2 separate regions of the Homo sapiens genome follow, and region 1 is linked to region 2. A link is an interaction called in ENCODE POLR2A ChIA-PET data of the cell type or tissue named here. Cell type or tissue: Panc1. All regions are shown on one strand.

The links. Peaks named below come from ENCODE experiments on the same cell type or tissue, not always from the same donor. Only the 100,000 strongest peaks of a DNase experiment are listed, where the experiment ranks them.
Region 1: POLR2A ChIA-PET joins it to region 2 with 11 read pairs; 2 of 35 experiments call an interaction of 5 or more read pairs at or near these places.

What each region holds. Positions count from the first base shown.
Region 1 is chr20:63,823,467-63,825,966 of GRCh38, reverse strand. All of the region lies in intron 1 of ZBTB46 (zinc finger and BTB domain containing 46), which reads left to right. Among named protein-coding and RNA genes, the nearest start is that of ZBTB46, 6.5 kb to the left of the region's middle. In Panc1, no CTCF peak of the experiment used is centred here; no DNase peak of the experiment used is centred here; H3K27ac peaks cover 864 bases.
Region 2 is chr20:63,641,830-63,644,329 of GRCh38, reverse strand. STMN3 (stathmin 3) reads left to right here. Exons shown (of 5, transcript NM_015894.4): 2 at 21-116; 3 at 399-574; 4 at 2,031-2,222. Among named protein-coding and RNA genes, the nearest start is that of STMN3, 10 kb to the left of the region's middle. RefSeq lists enhancers at 1-237, 1,587-2,325 and silencers at 1,915-1,984, 2,145-2,344, 2,375-2,500. In Panc1, no CTCF peak of the experiment used is centred here; no DNase peak of the experiment used is centred here; H3K4me3 peaks cover 935 bases.

The DNA.
Region 1 (2,500 bases), 180 kb before region 2:
CTGGACCGCGTGGCCCACGTTACTCTGGGCAAGTCGTCTTCTTAGTGTGGGTCACCCGCCGGATGGACAGAGGCTTTGCTTATCTGCTGGGGCATGGGGAGCAAAACTATGGCTCTTAACTGGGCAGAAGAACGAGAAGTCGGCCCAAGCTAAGCATTACCTGTCGCAGTGTTGATTCGCCGCTTTCCCAACTGACTTCCCTGAAAGAATCCCACAAAAAGTCACAGAGATTAGAAGCTTCTGAGTTATGAAGAAACTCGAAGGCCTGGTTGTTGATTTCTGGGCTGTGGAGGGGCACATCCAGACACACAGGCTTTCTAGAAACACACTCATAATCCACTCATTGGCCATAGCCAGCCGCTTTGCAGAGGCTGAGAAGTGGAGCAAGGCTGTTCTGGTTGGAGGAACAGCAAGTGCAGGGATAGAACCAGAAAACAGAGTTGTTGACACAAAGTGCCCAGGGCTGTTTGTGCAGCATGGGGACAACTGGCCCTGGGAAGCCGGGAGGGAGGGGTTTGATGGTAGTGAGATGGTGGGCGGGAGGGAGGGTTTTTTTTTTTTTTTTTGAGACGGAGTCTTGTTCTGTCCCCCAGGCTGGAGTGCAGTGACGAGATCTCGGCTCATTACAACCTCTGCCTCCCGGGTTCAAGCGAATCTCCTGCCTTGGCCTCCCTAGAAGCTGGGATTATGGGCATCCGCCACCACGCCCGGCTAATTTTTGTATTTTTAGTAGAGATGGGGTTTCATCATGTTGGCCAGGCTGGTCTTGAACTCCTGACCTCAAGTGATCCGCCTGCCTCGGTCTCCCAAAGTGCTGGGATTACAGGCATGAGCTACTGCACCCAGCCAGGAAGGGTTTGATGATGGTGAGATGGGGGTGCAGTGATGGGAAGATGGGGGAGGGAGGGTTTGATGACGGTGAGACGGGGGTGCAGTGATGGGAAGATGGGGGAGGGAGGGTTTGATGACGGTGAGACGGGGGTGCAGTGATGGGAAGATGGGGGAGGGAGGGTTTGATGACGGTGAGACGGGGGTGCAGTGATGGGAAGATGGGGGAGGGAGGGTTTGATGACGGTGAGACGGGGGTGCAGTGATGGGAAGATGGGGGAGGGAGGGTTTGATGACGGTGAGACGGGGGTGCAGTGATGGGAAGATGGGGGAGGGAGGGTTTGATGACGGTGAGATGGGGGTGCAGTGATGGGAAGATGGGGGAGGGAGGGTTTGATGACGGTGAGATGGGGGTGCAGTGATGGGAAGATGGGGGAGGGAGGGTTTGATGACGGTGAGATGGGGGTGCAGTGATGGAAACATCACCTCTCAGAGCACCCAGAAGAACGGGGGTGGGGGAAGGCGGTAAGTGTTCCTTGGCCACGTGAAATTTTGGGTGGGATTAGAACCTCTGAGTTGTCCTGCAGACCCTGAGCTTTCAGGAAAAAGGGCGTGGTTCAGGGCTTTTGTGGCAACCGCCAAGTGAGTTTTTCTGATATTTGCTAAATTAGCTTTCAAGACAACATGGTCTGTAGTCTTTCTTGTCTTGGTGTGGCCCTATTTGAATAAAATGGGTGTTCTCTTTCCATGCCATTTAAATTATTGAATCTGGTGAATGGCAGTATCCTTTTATTTGGCAAGTTCAAAGCCAGCTTAGGTATTTTCGAAAGAAGTAGAGATTATTCAGCTCCTTTAGGGGTGGAGGACAGACTGGCTGAAGAAGGCACTTGTTTGTCCAGGTCCAGCCCCATTTCTTCCTCCTCCCATTTCAGTGTGGAATCTGCAGACCCACAAGACTCGGAATTTCCCATGCTTCAGGGAGGCCGGCTGCTCAACCTCGAAGGTGGCCCTGATGCTTAGGTGGGACGTGTCTGCTTGTTACCCATTCAAGGAAACAGAGGACTTTGGCCAGCGACCCTGCCCTGAGCCTCTGGTCTCTAAAGAAGCCTTGATTCGCCTACAGCCTCCTCTCTGCACTCAAAATCTCCACTTCTCAAGTGTAATCTGGTCGTTTACGTTAGTCCTGTGGGGAGCCCATTCAACGGTTTACATTTCCTTTTACAAACAGAAAACGGAGCAGTCCCAAAGAACACACACACACACACACACACACACACACAAGGTTCCTAGAGGACAAAGGTCAGGACAGGAATCAGGACAGAGGAAAAGGAATTGGAAGACACCACAACGAGAAAACTTGTTCTGGGAAGTGTGTGGTCAGGGATGCAGTGTGACGTGGATATTGTCCTTTTTTCTGGTCTGAATTATTTAATTTTTTTTTGAGAAGGGGCCTCGTTCTGTTGCCCAGGCTGGAGTGCAGTGGCACAGTCATGGCTCACTGCGGCCTCGACCTGGGCTAAGGTGATCCTCCCACCTCTGCCTCCTGAGTACCTGGGACTACAAGCACGCACCACCACACCCGGCCAATTTTTTTATTTTTGTTTTATTTTTATTTTATCTTATTTATTTATTTATTTTTTTGAGACAGGGTCTCACTCTGTCGCTAAGGCTG
Region 2 (2,500 bases):
GCCCAGCCTTGTGCCCACAGCCTACAAGGAGAAGATGAAGGAGCTGTCGGTGCTGTCGCTCATCTGCTCCTGCTTCTACACACAGCCGCACCCCAATACCGTCTACCAGTACGGGGGTGAGTGCCTGGCTGCCGCCTGCCCTTCCCTGCGGTGCCTGCCCACCTCACCTTTTCCCCCGGCCTCCGGCAGTCTCTCTGAACTCCCGTCCTGGCTGCCTCTGGAGAGGGAGGTTCTAGGGGGAAGGGGCCCATCCTGGGGGCTGAAGCCTGGGATTCCTGCGGGAGCAGCCACCCCCTCTCGCCCAGCCCTGGGGTTGGATGTGTGCTGGGAGCATCCCGCTCAGCCCACGCCATGCCCTGGCCGGGCCTCTGAAGCTCTACTCTGGTCTTGCCCTGCAGACATGGAGGTGAAGCAGCTGGACAAGCGGGCCTCAGGCCAGAGCTTCGAGGTCATCCTCAAGTCCCCTTCTGACCTGTCCCCAGAGAGCCCTATGCTCTCCTCCCCACCCAAGAAGAAGGACACCTCCCTGGAGGAGCTGCAAAAGCGGCTGGAGGCAGCCGAGGAGCGGAGGAAGGCAAGGAGTCCTCCATCCCCCACCCCCCAGGAGTTTCAACGGAGGCGGCCCACGGGGACAGGGCCTGCAAGAAGCAGGGTGCTCCCGGACAGGCTTGGTCAGTGCCTTGGCCTGGAGCAGGAGGGGCTGTGGCTCCCTGGGCCTCTTTCTGAGAGATAAGAATGGGATGGGGAGAGGCCGGGTGTGGTGGCTCACGCCTGTAATCCCAGAACTTTGGGAAGCTGAGGCAGGCAGATCACTTGAGGTTGGAAGTTCAAGATCAGCCTGGCCAACATGGTGAAACCCCATCTGTACTAAAAATACAAAATTAGCCAGGTGTGGTGGTGCACACCTGTAATCCCACCTACTAGGGAGTCTGAGGCAGGGGAATTGCTTGAACCCAAGAAGTGGAGGATGCAGTGAGCCGAGACTGCGCCACTGCACTCCTCAGCCCGGGCGACAGGGTGAGACTCCATTTCAAAAAACAAACAAGAACAAAAAAAGAAAGGGATGGAGAGGAGGAAGGGTTCCGAGGCGGCCACCTGGAAGGAGCAGGAGCCTCTGGTGAGGGTGGGAGGCACCCTTGTCAGGGCCAGCAGGATGCTAGGGGGTGGTCCCCAGATGGGCCCTGGGGACGTCGGGTGGGGCATCCCTCTCCCAGACAGGGAAGCTGGAGGAAGGGCCTCATGTGTGAAGACCCTGAGGCTTGCTGGAGGGCGGAGGGGCCCTGGGAGAGGTGGGTGTGGGCTCCAGGTCCCCTCCCTGCAGCCTCCCCTCCCACCAGCCCCTCTGAGACTGAAACAGAGATAAAAATGTCCTTTTGGGGGTGCCACCCTGGAGGCCAACGCATTGGGCAGGGGAAGCGGCTCCGTTCCCTTCCCGGTGAGGCCAGAGACCAGGGTTCACAGGGCTGACTAGTAGGGACTGGCATGTGGGTGCGGGTCCTGCTGCCCCGCTCTCCTCCCAGGGGTCACCAGCCGGCCCCTCCCCCAGCATCCCTGGGGACCCTCCGCTCCTGGGCACCTAATTGGGAGCTGGGAACCCGGTGTGTAACAAGCAGCTACTCTGCTCAGTGGGCGGATGTCCGAGGAAGAGACAAAGCTCAGAGACCGCCCACAAGTTTAGGGTTTCTTGCTGCTGGTCCTTGGAGGGGCAGACGCGCAGGGCAGGGTGTGCAGTGGCGGCAGGGTATGGCGGGGGCCCTGGGCGCAGCCAGGACCGCGGGACCCGCGCGCGAGGCAGGGACGGGGGCGGGGGCGGCGGATCGCGACCCCCTGGCCCTGCCCCGACCACAGGCCGGATGGCAGGCGAGGGTTCCCAGGGCAGCGCCCGGGGGTCCCGGCGCCCACCGAGGCCTGGGCAGGTGGAGGCGCCAGGTGAGGCGAGCGGGCGCTGGGCGGGAGGCGGAGAGCAGGGAGGAGTCCGGCCGGGCAGGGCCCGGGGTTGCCGCTCACGCGCGCCCGCCGGCCCCGCACAGACGCAGGAGGCGCAGGTGCTGAAGCAGCTGGCGGAGCGGCGCGAGCACGAGCGCGAGGTGCTGCACAAGGCGCTGGAGGAGAATAACAACTTCAGCCGCCAGGCGGAGGAGAAGCTCAACTACAAGATGGAGCTCAGCAAGGAGATCCGCGAGGCACACCTGGCCGCACTGCGCGAGCGGCTGCGCGAGAAGGTGCGGGGGCGGGGCCGGGGCGGAGCTCGGAGCGGGCAGGGGCCGGGGCGGGGCCGGGGCGAAGCTCGGAGCGGGCAGGGGCCGGGGCGGGGGCAGGGCTAGCAGCAGTCAGGGGGCGGGGCACTGGGCGGGGGCGGGGCCAGGGCGGAGCTCGGAGCGGGCAGGGGCCGGGGCGGGGCCGGGGCGGAGCTCGGAGCGGGCAGGGGCCGGGGCGGGGGCAGGGCTAGCAGCAGGCAGGGGGCGGGGCACTGGGCGGGGGCGGGGCTAGGGCGGAGCTC